Linked DNA regions of Mus musculus: region 2 is linked to region 1. Evidence: chromatin contacts called from ENCODE Hi-C or POLR2A ChIA-PET data. All regions are on one chromosome and are shown on one strand. The core of a region is the stretch at or near the end of the contact, and the rest is flanking DNA. Distances in the headings are between cores, read along the strand shown. Region 1 holds the start of Pigw (phosphatidylinositol glycan anchor biosynthesis, class W). Region 2 holds the start of Znhit3 (zinc finger, HIT type 3).

What was found. Hi-C counts contacts between places; a loop is a spot of excess contacts on that map. ChIA-PET counts read pairs that join two places held with the same protein, here RNA polymerase II (POLR2A).
Region 2: a map of left cerebral cortex shows a loop between it and region 1 (4-fold over the local background). The contact joins the promoter of Znhit3 here to the promoter of Pigw in region 1. A Hi-C loop is called at or near these places in 5 of 37 maps with a recorded cell type or tissue (CH12.LX, left cerebral cortex and v-Abl transformed pro-B cells). POLR2A ChIA-PET finds 5 or more read pairs at or near these places in 4 of 5 experiments (Patski and embryonic stem cell).

Annotation. Positions count from the first base shown.
Region 1 is chr11:84,877,914-84,885,510 of GRCm38, reverse strand. It overlaps Pigw (phosphatidylinositol glycan anchor biosynthesis, class W), which reads left to right and starts at 5,226. Exons shown (of 2, transcript NM_001077636.1): 1 at 5,226-5,283; 2 at 6,999-7,597. The coding sequence starts at 7,010. Myo19 (myosin XIX) reads right to left here and starts at 5,341. Exons shown (of 25, transcript NM_025414.4): 1 at 5,000-5,341; 2 at 2,784-2,925; 3 at 171-309. The coding sequence starts at 2,795.
Region 2 is chr11:84,911,111-84,917,924 of GRCm38, reverse strand. It overlaps Znhit3 (zinc finger, HIT type 3), which reads left to right and starts at 1,559. Exons shown (of 5, transcript NM_001005223.3): 1 at 1,559-1,669; 2 at 1,795-1,826; 3 at 3,640-3,714; 4 at 4,623-4,703; 5 at 6,277-6,814. The coding sequence starts at 1,584. The coding sequence ends at 6,458. Myo19 (myosin XIX) reads right to left here. Exons shown (of 25, transcript NM_025414.4): 25 at 6,699-6,814.

The DNA.
Region 1 (7,597 bases), core at 3,977-6,476:
CCTAGAGCAAAGCCTGCCCTGGGGAGCCCAGGTGCAGTGCCAGGCTCCCTGGGGCACAGGCCAGGTCAGGAGTCTCAATTCGTGGTCTCAACTGAGGAAACCGTGTTGAAGACTTTTGCTGTACCCTTATTCTTTTGGAGCAACAGTCTGGAGAAGAGGAAGGCCCATACCTGTTTCCAGTGTCACGGGATTCACCTTGGTGAGGTCATCCAGCTGGTGCAGTGGGATCTCCCCACCCAGGAACTCCCTTAGGTCTCCCTTGAGGGAGGCCCTACCTTCGGCATCAGAGCCTAAACTGTGGCCATTCACCTGGAGGGGAACAACACAAGAGCCATGAGACCTGGGTCTCAGACCAGTTGGCAGGTAATATGGGTGGAGCCTGCAGAGGAGAAAGAACAGGTTTCTACAAGATCCAGGTGGCTCAAGTTTCAGCTCTGCTACTTATTAGCATGAAAGCCTGGATAATTCACCTCTAAGAGCCACGTTCCCCACCTCCACCATCAATAAAGAAAGATAAACTCAACTACCAGGTTATGGGGGGAAAGAGACACACAACATTGAATCAAGGCCTTGATAGTACGTCTTATAATCAATGCCGTCCTGTCTCCTCTGCTATGAGCTCCAGCTAAGGCAGCTTTTAGGCTACAGTCTACCAGCCTTACAGAGCTGCTGTCTGTCCTCCAGAGAGGATGGAGAGGGAAGAGGAGCCTGGCTGGAATCAGCTTAAGGAGGCTAAAGTCTTGGTATGATGTGTGCTTCCAACAAAACTGATTAAAAACTCTCAACGCTTAACCCTTCAGGAACATGCCAAGGTAGCTTGTTTCATTTGAGCAGCACTGTAATGAGTTTCTTTTAGACTGTGAGGCTCAGACACATCATAATGTACAAAGCAAGGCTCTTGCTAGCTAGGGTAATTGCTGCAGCCAGCACAGCTAAATCTTTGGAAGGGTAAGGACAGAAGAAAGACAAGAAAGAGAAGGGAAGGGGAGAGGAAGGAAAGGCGGAGCCTACTTAAAAAAACAACAACCCAGCGACAATTTAGGAACAGTTTTTTGGTTTGGTTTGGTTTTGGAGACAGGGTTTCTTTGTGTAGCTCTGGCTGTCCTGGAACTCACTTTGTAGACCAGGCTGGCCTCGAACTCAGAAATCCACCTGCCTCTGCCTCCCGAGTGCTGGGATTAAAGGCGCGCGCCACCATGCCTGGTTAGGAACAGTGTTGATTCACCTGGGAGTTGAGTGTGATGATCAAGAGCTTGGATTAGAAAGCTAGATTGTGCTGGGTAATGGCGCACACCTTTGGTCCAGGCGCTTGGGAGACAGAGGCAGGAGAATTTCTGAGTTCAGGCCAGCCTGGTCTACAGAGTGAGTTCCAGGACAGCCAGGGCTACACAGAGAAACCCTGTCTCAAAAGCCAAACAGAAAGTCTAAATGTTCTTCACAAATGTTGTGTTTGGACACTGTTGTGAGGTAACTTTAGTGTCCTTTTCAATTGCCTTCCTTTGTTCTTCCAAATTCCTGTTGATGAATGTGACCTTGAGACAGTCATTTCACCTGTCTGACCTGTCTCTCCAGGACGGGGACATAAGAACACTGTGTAGTACACACTACTATATATTTTCACTGAAACAACACTCTCAAGCAGAGTGCCTCCTATTAACAAGGGCCAAGCATAGCATAGTCACTAGTACGGCTGTGGTAAAGATGATTACTTTTGGAATAAGGAAAAAAGAAAATACAACAGCCCAGAGCAGATAACTGTCTTGCCTACTGTTCTTAGCCTTCAAGTCTATTTCCAGGCAAATGGCTCAATGGTCCAGCAGCATCTACCATGGCTTTCTTGAGCCTGACAAGCTTTACCTTGGTTATTCTGCTGGGGCTCACTAGAGCACAAACTCCCTGAGCCCTTGGTATGGGGCAAAATTTAGTAAAATAAAATTTCAGCAAATACATACCACTGTGCTGTCTGGATCTGAGCTACTTACAAAGAAAGGATGCTATGTGTATGAGACAGAACTCCACAGTGAAGGGTGGTTCCCACCTTGCAGACCAGGGATACTAGCCTTTTCACAGGCAGAATGCTGGACTCCACCTAAGCTACTTACCTTCTCCTACATTTTTGCACAGGCTCACCTCTTGTCTGAACCGTCCATGTTCCTTCTCCATTTGGATAATTCTTTTTCTTTTCTTTTTTTTTTTTAAGACAGGTTTTCTCTCTCTCTCTTTTAGACATTGAACTCACAGAGATCTCCCTGCCTATGCCAAGTGCTGGCAGTAAAGATGTGTGCTACCAAGCCTAGCTTGCTTGGCTAATCCAGCCCCCCCCCCCCAAACCCCCCCCCCTATCCCAACAGGGTTTCTCTGTGTAGCTTTGGCTGTCCTGGGACTCATTTTGTGGACCAGGCTGGCCTCAAACTCAGATATCTGTCTGTCTCTGCTTCCCAAAGTGCTGGGACTGAAGGCATGCACCACCATCGCTGCTGGGCCTCTAGATTATTCTTAAAGGATCAGATTCAGTGTACAAACTTCCAAAGTGATACAACAAAACAGTCTGTCAGGGACTTCTGTCAGGATACGCCCCCGTTTTAGGTTATCAGCGTGGTTTGGATTGATTTCTTTACCTATCTACCCATAACCATTCCAAGGAAAAGAGCCACCAAATCACAAAAAGGGCGTATCAGGAAGAGTCCTGGGATACTCTGAAGAGTCCCTCACTAGAAGCACTGCAGTCTTTCTTCAGACAGGCAAGAGGGAAAGTGCTCAGTTACTTGGGCTTGAGGGATTACCTGCTGGAGCATCGTGCTTCAGTGTGGTCGGCCAGAGTTCTGTGTCACCGACACAGAGTGCTGTCTGTCAACCTGGTCATGAGGCCATCCTTCCAGCAGAAGACTCAGGAGTGTGGGAATCGCAGCCGAGTCATCTTGAAACCTGTAGCGTGAGACAGAAGACAAGGGCCACACACAGGTGAGGGCCTCTCTGGGATGACTCAGTCCTGCTCCTCCCACCAAGCGGGAGCATCCCAAATGAGAACCAGGCAGGCCTGGGCAGAGAGGGAGAGACTGTGCATCCCCTTGCCAATTAGGAAGTAAGACTCCTTTGCTGAGAGCCTCCAGAGACTACCTGGGATACTTTCTGATGTTTCTCTTACAGCAAAAGGCCAGGGGCAGTTTTAAGGGAAGTAAGTGATGGGCAGGGGTTGCAGAATCTTCTGGGTCAGTATGTCATGGAGAATGAAGAGATAGCCTTGGCCCTATCATCAGCATTAGACAGAAATACCCCCAACATAAATGTAGCCAGCAGCTGAGGGAGAATAGGCCTGGTGTCAACTACTGATGTCCCTAGGAAGCTGCCATATGAGAAGGGAATTGGTATGTGACCCCAGGGCAACCCTACTGCCCAAATTTTCTCCTTGAAAATAGGGGTAGTTAAATGTACCTTACATGGAGAGGTTATGAAGGCCAATGACGTCAAGGTTTGAAAGCACAGTACAAGTCTGAGTATCATATCATTGTCTAGGAACAATTAGTGTTATGCATGGGGCTGATGGTTCATTTGGAGACATTAAACAGATAGGGAACGCCCACTGCCCAACAGACGAGATTGAGACTGGTGGCATGTGCCTGTAATCTCAACATACAAGAGGCTGAGGCAGGAGGATCTCAGAGTTTGCGTCTTGTCTGGGCTATACTGTAAGACCTTATCTCGAACAAACAAGGTGAGACCAGGAAAGAATCTATTTGAGAGTACCTGTATGAGGACAGTATCTGAAAACTGGTGAGCTTCAGCCAGACTCGGGAGTGTCCCAGACTCCCATCCCTGCCTAGCAATGAGGCGTGAGGATGAGGGACATCTATAACGGATTGATGAGTCAATCCCGATACAGACTTTTTGAAGCTTTGAACACACCTAGTCTCCAAAGAAGCAGGACCAGGGATGGCCATGAAACAGGGAGAGGTAAAATTCAAGAAGAAAAGGGAATCAGGGCTGGGCTAGGCAATATCACTGTGTACACTGTACCCCATCACCCAAGGGTCTCTGGAGACTCAACTGGAAGCTGATCTTGAGAGGGAGGCCAGTCAGGAGACCACAACAGCGCATTTAAGTTAGAATCCAAAGCTCACAACCTTCTTAGAATATATTACAGGAGCTAAGCCTCATTTTTATACAATTGCCAATGGTATAATACCATACCACAAAGCGCAAAATTATGGCTCGTACGGGCGAGACCTGCGAGAGAGCTTGGTAAATGCTGGTTATTACTTTGCAGCGTCAGCTCCTGGTTGAAGTCAAATCAGATCAAAGCAGTTTTCTCCAGTTCTCCTGCTCCCTCCTCTTCGTGGTTACCACCAAGAATTTCTGGAAAGGGTGTGACCACAGTAGGCAGAGGAGAGTAATGAGTATGTGAAGGACCAACCAAGTCAAGGCAAGTGGTAACCAGATTGCCACCCTCTCCGCCTCTGCTTCGGATTTCTTTTTGTAAGAAGTACAGAAGGAGGGCTATAAGGAAAAGAGCTGGGTCCTGGGGGGTGAGGATGGGGGCTCAGCCTGCTTTGCTCCAGATTCCTGGACGGATCCAGCACTTCCAGCACTGGCAGCGTGCCCAAGGTGCCCAGGGCCGGGATACCACTCCGGAAGCACCTGGTACTGAGAGAACGCGTCCTTTCTGGGAAGGTGGCTATGACCCTAGTCAAGGGCGCAGTTTCCTTAAGTCTCTCCCGCCGTCCCTGGGTAGAACAAGGAAAGAGACGTCCAGCCTCGGTCAGCCAGAAACACCCCCTTTCCGGCCCCCTGCTGGCAAGCTGAAAAGTGACCGTGAAGGTCCTTGCCCTGGGCAAAAGCCACGAGCTGTGTGTTACCTCCTCCTTGGTCATAAGAGGGTAAAAAGAGAAATGCTGAATTAGAAAGTGAGACGCCTCCTTCTGTTTTAGCTGAGCGACTCACCGACCTCCCTACCTCCTCAGGCGGTGTGGGATTTTGGATCTAGGTGGAGAGTGGCACTCACCGGTCCCACGGCCCGGGCGCCCAGCGTGGTAGTCCCAGCCCAGGCCGATTGGAAGGGCGGGTGGGCAGGGTGAGGCAGCGGGAAGAGCCCGTGGAGGAGAGAGAGCGCGGGAGCGGCCGGGAGAGAAAGCCGGGAGCTCCAGGCCGCCTGGCGGAGCACTGCAACCGCGGCTCGATGGCCCGGAGCCCGCCGGCTCCTCCCCAGGGGCGGGGCGTGCACACGCGGCGCGGGACGCACGTGGCCCGTCCCAGGCCGCCGGCTCCGGCTAGCGGGCTGTTCGCGAGGTGAGGTCTATTGAGTCCGGGGTGTGAGGTGTGGCGTTTCCGTGGCCTCCCGAGTTCTGGGTGGGAAAGTGCGGTTCCCGAGAGCCCTTGCGCTGCTCTGCTGCAGGTCGCGGTGCCCGAGGCTGACGCGGGCTCCGGGGACCCTCTACCTAACCCGCCTCGCCCTGGGGCGGAGGGGAGACGCCCCTCCCACGGACCCGCCGCGCGGCTAGGTCTGGAGAGCACCCGGCCCAACCCAGCTCAAGACCCTGAAGGGCGTGGGGAGTTCGGCGGGGTGCGGACTGTTGCCATCCCCGGCGGGGGCGCGCGGAATCTGCGGTCCCGGAAGAACAGGCTGAGCCGCGACGGCCGGAAGCGCGGCTCGCGAGGCGGAAGCGGAGGGTGCCCGCAGTTTGCGGTGGGAGCCTGTTCTGTCCACGCCGGAGACCCTCAGTCGTGGGCAGGGCGTGGTTGTGGCCAGGTCTGCCAGGAAAAAAACTTAAAAGGCCAAAAGAGCAGGGCCACTTACGGTGAGGTGCTGGTGTATTGTCAGGGACATCAATTCACATCTGACTGTCGGATGTGTTCTCTCAGGGTGCAACTTTTCAGACATTAAAATGTGACAGGTTTTAGGTTGCATTAAAAAGAAGCCACTGGCGCTGGTATGCACTGTGCATCCATTCTGTCCACCTGCTTCTTAATCTGAAAATATGGCTGTGTGTAAAATAGGAAAAGAGCAACCCGAGGCTCATGCATTCTTTATGTACCCAATGTTGAAACCAAGGGCCCTAACTCTAAAATACATTTACAACTTCTCTCTCTCCCTGAAGTCGTCCCCCCCCCCCCCCACACACATGGTTTGTTGGTGGTGGTGGTGGTTTTTAGACTTATTCATTATGTATACAGTGTTCTGCCTGCATGCCAGAAGAAGGCACCAGATCTCGTTATAGATGGTTGTGAGCTACCACATGGTTGCTGGGAACAGAACTCAGGACCTCTGGAAGGGCAGCCAGTGGTAGCACATGCCTTTAGGTATTGCAGGGGATCGGGGAGGTAGGTGGATCTCTGTGAGTTCAAGGCCAGACTGATCTACATATTAAGTTTCAGGATACATGGCCAGACACTGTCAAAACCCAACAAACAAAAAGAGCTGGGCAGTGATGATTTTAATCCCAGCACTCTCATGGCAGAGGCCTGAATTTGAGACCAGTCTGGTATGCAAAACAGTTCCAGGACAGCCAGGGCTACACAGAGAAACTGTCTCAAGGAAACAAACAAAAACAAGACACAGTTGTTTGGGAGCTAAGCAACTTTTGTTTTGAATTTGCCTTATATTGAAGATAAAACTGTGTACTAGAACTTTCATACTTTTCGTGTGTCACTGTTGACTTCTTCCTATAATCTTAGGTTCTAGGAGAGTCAGGACAGTTCTGTCCATGAATTGAAACCAGTAGGGCTTGAAGTTCTGTTCTGCCCACATGTGTGTCTGTATGAAGGTGTCTGATACCTTGAAACTATAGTTACAGACAGGTGTGAGCTTCCGTATGGGTGTTGGGAATTCATCCTGTGTCCCCCCGAAGGGCAGCCAGTGCTCTTAACCGCCGAGTCATCTCTCCAGCCCTTAAACTTTTGTTTAAACAAGAAATATGTAAATTCAAGTTAGGCACATAGGTTTTTACTGAATTCACAACAATGTTGTGTTCTTCAAATCCATTCTTTTGTTCTTGTTTCCACAGGAAGGAAGAAAATGTCTCAAAAGCAGCTGAAGGAAGCCTTTGTCAGGAACCTCAGTGGGACCAGTGTGCTGGAAGTGACCCAGGGCCTGTGCTTTCCTGCCTTCTGTATCCTGTGTAGAGGCCTTTGGATCATCTTCTCACAGCACGTATGCTCTTTCTCAAACACCTGGAGCACACGATTCCTCATGGACTTTGTTGTCTTGATAGTCCCCCTAGTGATCACTCTGACTGTATTGTCTTCCTTTATCCTCCTCGAGAATCTCACTGTGATTGTCTGGGGGGCATGGCTGTTGTATCAGATATACCACAGGAGGACTTGCTACGCCAAAGTGCCTGTCCAGAAAGTCTTTGCAAACTTCTTGAAAATCAGCCTAGAATCTGAGTACAATCCCGCAATCACCTGTTACCGGGTCATTAACAGCGTATTTACGGCTATTGCCATTTTGGCCGTGGATTTCCCACTTTTCCCTAGAAGATTTGCCAAAACTGAACTTTATGGGACAGGAGCAATGGATTTTGGAGTAGGTGGCTTTATTTTTGGGGCGGCAATGGTTTGTCCAGAGGTTAGAAGGAAATCTATAGAAGAGTCTAGATTTAAT
Region 2 (6,814 bases), core at 310-2,809, 36 kb before region 1:
GTTTTGGGCCTGGAGAGCCTTCCAGCGGTCCCATGATACTAAAGAAGGACTCTTACTCATTTCCCATCCTTTCTACCGAGTCAGACCAAATTGTCAGTAGCAGAGATCCAGGAGATTAGACTCCTTCCGAGTATCATGGAAATAACCCTTTTGCCAGCTACAGGTTAAAAAATATATATGTATGATTTCCATTTGTCTTTCAATAGCTCAAGAATTTAGGTCTGGACATCCACTTTAATTGATAAAAGGGCTCAGGTAGCAACCAAGCCCTCTAAGACACTCAAAGAGTGGGAGTCAGGGCTCCAGGCACTGCCTAGTTTGCAGCAGCTCCATCTCAGCAGGCACAGATGCTCATGCGCACACTTATTAACAGGGACCCTAGAGCAGGGCTGGTGGAAACAGAGGCAGGCCGGCTCTGTGAGTTCAAGCTCAGCCTGGTATACAGCATGAGTTCCAGGACAGCCAGGGTTACACAAAGAAACCCTGTCTTAAAAACAAAAACAAAAACAAAAACAAACAAACAAATCAACAAAGGACCCTAGAGCCTGAATGGGCCACATAGATGAGGAGGAGGCATTTGGGAGAGGAACATGATTTAAGGTCCTGGAAGCTGGAGTTTAGGTTAGACCAAATTCAGAGCTTCAGAGAGGAGCAAGTTTCTTAAAGAAAACAGGATTCCAAGTAGGGCCTGGTGACACACCCTGCAACAGGGTCTCAGACCTTAACACAACTGACTCCACGATTTTGTCTATAACTAAAGTCTATAGTAGCCTTCAAGGTTAGTCATAGCCCATCTATTCTGACTCATTAGCCTGGATTCCTTTAGCCTAGCCACTGATCTGCTCTGCAGTCAGTCAACTCCACCATGGCTTGTAGTGGCATGAAGCACAAGAAAACCTACAGGCTCATTTTCAGAGTCGTGCAAATGCACGGCTTGACACTAAAATTCCAGTCTCTTCCTTAGTCCTTTCCCCATTCTGTTTTCACTTCAAGCCTTGTGCTCCTAGGGAAGAGACCGTCTTCCAATCATCCCCAGTGTCTGGACATTGTAGAACTCACAGTCGGGGTTCAACAAGCATTTGTCAGCAGCTCAGCCTCAAATGTCTTTTGGGCTGGGAGAAGTGGCTTAGCAGTAAGGACCGCTAGATGCTGTTACAGAGTTTGAGTCTTAACATTCACAGTAGGAAGTTCAAACCCGCCTATCTCTAGCTCCATTGGATCTGATATCTTTTTCTGGTCTCTCTTGGGGCAGGGACATCATTTACCCCGGCACAGGCGCACACGTATACAGTTTTTTTTTTTTTTTAATGTCTTTGATTAGGCATGGTGGTGCACACTTGTGATGTCAGTGTCAGGGATGCAGAGGCAGAAAAATCCTGAGTTCCGTGGCCTGATCTAATCAGAGGAAAAAAATCCTTGACGCAGCAGCTCTAAATGCACATCTACTGTATCGACACTCTACAGGTGAGGCCTAGAATAGAGAACAGGATCAATCCATTGCTTCTGACTGCCAATGAGTGCGGAGCGCTGTGATTGGCCCTTGTTTAGGTAAAAGAGTGAGCGCGGGTGTCTTCTGGGAAGTCATGGCGTCGCTGAATTGTAGGACTGCGGTCTGTGTGGTCTGTTTGGAGAAGCCGAAATACCGTTGCCCGACTTGCCGCGTGCCCTAGTGAGCCAGAGCGGGTAGTGGGTTCGGAGGGAGGCCGGGCTGCGGGCGGCGGCTGCGGGCAAGGGGTACGTGCTGCGGCCGCTCGTGCTGATCGTGCTGACCTGAGCCTGTCTGTCTCATTACAGCTGTTCGGTCCCCTGTTTTCAGAAGCACAAAGGTAAGACCCCGGGACACCGTCGCAGCCCTTGCTCCTTCTTTGTACCGTACAGGCCCCATGCCCCCAGGAACCCGAAGCGGGAGGATTCCCGCCAGTTCAAAGCCAGCCTGACTACAGACTGAGACCCTGTCTCAAATAATCCAAAGCAAGTCAGCTGCTTTCTTGGGAAAAGTCTTAGCTATTTATTCATCTTGACATTCTAGTGTAGCCCCTCACTATCGCAGAAACTGCCTTGGCTGAGGTCAATTAGCCAGCAATGGTTGTCTTTAAAATATGGTTGTTTATTATTTACAATAGGAGAAATTTTCTTTTTCTGTGTGTGGTATTTTGAGACAGGTTCTCCTCCTCCTCCTCTTTTTTTTTTTTTCCGAGGCAGGGTTTCTCTATGTAGCTCTGGCTGTCCTGGGACTCACTCTGTAGACCAGGCTGGCCTCGAACTCAGAAATCCGCCTGCCTCTGCCTCCCGAGTGCTGGGATTAAAGGCGTGAGCCACCACGCCCGGCTGGTTCTTTTTCTTCTTTCATTTTCCTTCTTTCTTTGTTTGCTTTTCAATAAAGGGTTTCTGGCTGCCTTCGAACTCGCTCTGTAGACCGGGCTGGCTTCAAATTCATAGCGATCTGCCTGCCTCTTGCCTCCCAAGTGCTGTTTTATTTTGTGCTGAGAAAGAGTATCTCAGATTCACTATATATTCCTTTTTTTGTTTTGTTTTTGTTTTTGTTTGTTTTTCGAGACAGGGTTTCTCTGTGTAGCCCTGGCTGTCCTGGAACTCACTTTGTAGACCAGGCTGGCCTCGAACTCAGAGATCTGCCTGCCTCTGCCTCGCGAGTGCTGGGATTAAAGGCGTACACCACCACGCCTGGCTGAACTATATATTCTATACTCCTCCCAGACTCACAATCCCCATGCCTTAGTTTCCTAATGCTGGGATTAAAGGCACAAGCCACCACGGCCCAGCTGAGACTGGCTCTTTTTTTTTTTTTTTTATGTAGTTCAGGCTGGCCTATCTATCATGATCATGCTTTGTCATCCTCAAATGCTAGGATTATAGGAGCCACCAGAACTGGTTAAAATAAGTTCCTGACCTATTGAGAATGGAGCTGGAGCGATGGCTCGGCTGTTAAGAGCTTCTTGTTGCTTTCCCAGAGGTTCTGAGTTTGGTTTTCAGCACCTGCCTACTATAGGCAACTTGTAGGTCCATTCCCAGGGGCTCTGACTCCCCTTCAGGGGCTCTGACTCCCTCTTCTGGCCTCTGTAAACACTGCATACATGTAGCACATTCTCCCTCTGTCTCTGCTGTTTTCTCCCACCCCAGGCTCAGACCTATCCCTGCCGAAATGCTTGCTTTCTGCTTGTGAAAGCTCGCTCCGTTAAGTCTCTGGGCTTCCTCAGGTAGACTTAGAGCAGACTTTTCTTACCTTATCCATGTGTTCCATGACTACTAAACCCCTCTGACCTGGGAGTTATGACCTTCATGTCCTAGCGGCACATGGGTGCACACATACAGTAACTGTTGATGAATTGTGTTATGTTTATAGAAGTCACTGCCATTAATCCTGGGGGAAGTCCTGTGAAGGTAGGGTGGGGCACACAACCACCTTGCCCAGGTCCAAGCTCAGTCGGCTTCCTCGCCCCTTCTGCTGGACTCGGAATTACTCACGGTTCTCTGACTGATCGCTTGGTTTGACCTGTCTCTCCCTCTGTGTGTCTCTACCCAGTACACATTCAGTACACTGGCCGTGATGGGGACTTGCGGCCTCGTTGGCTGGCATGGAGGGTTGTGTTTGGCTATGCCTGAAATTTGTGTCTCTCTCAGAGCAGTGCAGCTCTGAAGCCCGACCTGTTGAGAAGAGAAGAGCAGGGCCTCCTGTGAGGTCTGAGGAGAGCAAAGGTGAGGTGGTTGGGGCTTTTGTTGTTGTGTTTGTTTGTTTGTTTTTCGAGAAAGGGCTTCTCTGTGTAGTCCTGGAAATCATTCTGTAGGCCAGACTGGCCTTCCTTGCCTCTGCCTCCAGAGTGCCGAGATTAAAGGCGTGCACCACCACTACCTAGCATGGTGGTCGAGTTTAAACAACACACTTCAATTGATTTCAAAGATACTAAATGGTAAGGAAAGGAGAGGGGGTAAATGGACAGGATACAGGAGGATGCCTTTTTGGGGGAGCAGCAGCCTCAGCAGGGTGGAGTACAAACTAGCGTCCTGAAGCATGGCTCTGGGGAGGGGCCCTGGGCCTGGGGTTAGGCCCATGTGGGAGGCTTCCTTTGAATTAGGTCACCTCCTTGCTGCTGAAGTCGCCTTAGATTTCCAGCAGTAATGGGCTGTCCTCCACTCACACATTTCATGCATCCATGGATTCGTCTGTCTTTAATGCCTCCTGGGTGTTGTAGATCTGCACACAGCCCCTTCTGTGCCTCAAAGAGGTTCTTAAGAGTCACAGAAAGAGTTGGGCTATGTGTCCTTTGAGAAACGTCTAGTATGGGCTTGGGTGTATCTGCCTTTGGTGAAAGTGGGGGTACTATGCTTGTCAGGGTTTTATAGGCCTCGTTCACAGTCACAGCCCTGGGTCACGACGAGGCCAGGAAGGGTGCTGTCTGCAGACCACAGCATGTCATGCTCTTGTGAAGCCCAGTCACCATTCTGCCACCTACTCTTGGTTTAATTGTGAAGCCAGAGAAGCAAGCTGTCATTTTATTTGAACACGACTGTTAGTGTGCCCTCCCTGTGGCACCTCAGTACACACGTGGTCGACGTGGCTGCCCTGGCTTCCTGAGGCCTGACCAGCTGTGCTCTACACTCCTCAGATGATGACTCCTCCGTAGCTGATTTCCTCAACAGTGATGAGGAAGAAGACAGAGTGTCTCTGCAGAATTTAAAGAATCTAGGTAAGTCTGTGCTGGGCTTGTTAACTGTTAGGCTTGTTAACTGTTAGTTTGTGCTCTAAGGCCGTGGGGCATGGGAGAGTGGAGCACGGACTAAGTCGTGCAGCAGCCAGCTTTATACCCCCCCCCTCCACCCCCCGGGGGAGAGTCACCTGACCAAGGTGTCCCATCATCAGGACAAGCTGCACTTGGCAGACACGTTTTCCATAGAGGCATATAAAGAAGTAACAATCACCAGTTATAATGACTGACATAAACTCCCATTGGCTGCACCTGGGAGGATGTGAAAGCATATGTCAAGAAAAAAATCCGTGTTATTAAAGAAACTGAGGTCACTAAAGTCTTGTTTCTTGGGAGTTTTCTCACAAATACTGAGAATTCCCTCGATATGACTATTCTTGGGTGGTATTCTGACACCATTTCCTCTGTATAGAATGTGGTTGGCTTTCTGAATTGTTTTGGCTGGAAGCTCGGCTATACCTCAGGGCTACTCTGCTTCTGAGTGATAGTCTTTTTCTTATTTATTTATTTATTTATTTAGTGAGACAGAGAGTCGTATTGTGTAGTCCTGGCTAGCTTAGAACTCACTGTAACCCATACTGGCTTCATGATGCCATCCTCCTGTCTCTATGTCCTCATGATGTTTCTATCCTCAGAAGAATTGCTAATTTTTTTTTTTTTCCGAGACAGGGTTTCTCTGTGTAGCCCTGGCTGTCCTGGAACTCACTTTGTAGACCAGGCTGGCCTCGAACTCAGAAATCCACCTGCCTCTGCCTCCCGAGTGCTGGGATTAAAGACGTGTGCCACCACGCCCGGCTCCTTTTTTTTTTTTTAATCTTTAAAGATTTACTTTTGGGGCTGGAAAGATAGCTTACCTGCTAGCTCACCTTTCCTAGCTGGCTCCTCCGTTACTGTTGCTAATCTCACTGTGTGTGTATGCACAGGCCAGAGTGCAAAACCCTGTGACCCACCCACCCACCAGTCTCTGCCTTGTTCAGTGCTGGAGTTTTAGGTATACATAGGACCACTCTTAGCCTTTAAGTGGGTGCTGAGATATGCTTTGCACAGCAAGTGCTCTTAACCACTGTATCTTCTCTCCAGCCCATATTTCCTTTGTTCACCTGTATATTGAAGTTTAATTTGTGAATACAGTAATCTTTCTGATGTCTAAGGCACCTTGATTCCAGGACCTATTTCTCAAAAATGGCATAATACATATAACTGTCTCTGCCTCCCAAGCGCTGCGATTAGAGGTGTGCATTAGGTTTTGATGTATAGTTGGTGTACAGTCTTTTTTTTTGTTTTTTGTTTTTGTTTTGTTTTGAGACAGGGTTTCTCTGTGTAGCCCTGGCTGTCCTGGAACTCACTTTGTAGACCAGGCTGGCCTCAAACTCAGAAATCCGCCTGCCTCTGTCCCCCAAGTGCTGGGATTAAAGACGTGCGCCACCACGGCCGGCTGGTTGTACAGTCTTCGCATATGGGAGTGACAGCATAAGGGTGGAGATACAAGTCCTTCCTAGCTTTCAGCTACTGCCACAGGTCCCCCTTGAACTTAAAGCTGGTATTGATCTTTAAGGTGAATCGGAAACTTTAAGAAGCTTGCTGCTGAACCCACACCTGAGGCAGTTGATGATTAGCCTCGATCAGGGTGACAACAAAGCAAAGCTGATGCGAGCCTGTATGCAGGAGCCCCTTTTCGTGGAGTTTGCAGACTGCTGTTTAGGAATCGTGGAACCATCCCAGAAGAGGGATTCCTAAGACTGGATGTGTTCTCTGCTCAAGTTACCTGCTGCTGCTCCAAGAGGTGGCTGTTTTCAAGGCCACCATACGCAGCATGCACACGTGGGTCTTCCTCTACCACATGGCTCGCTGCAGCAACTTCATGAAGAGGAAACTTGTAGCCCTGGAGTGATGGCTCAGCAGTTAGGAGCATTGACTGCTTTTCCAGAGGACCCCAGTTTTCAGCACCTATTTGACTACTTACAACTGTAATTGGTTGCAGAGGATCTGACAGTCTTTACTGTATGCATGTGCATAGCCATATGTACAGGGAAAACTCCTACATACATAAAATACTTAAAACAAAAACAAAAGGTTGGCTATTTATATTTAGA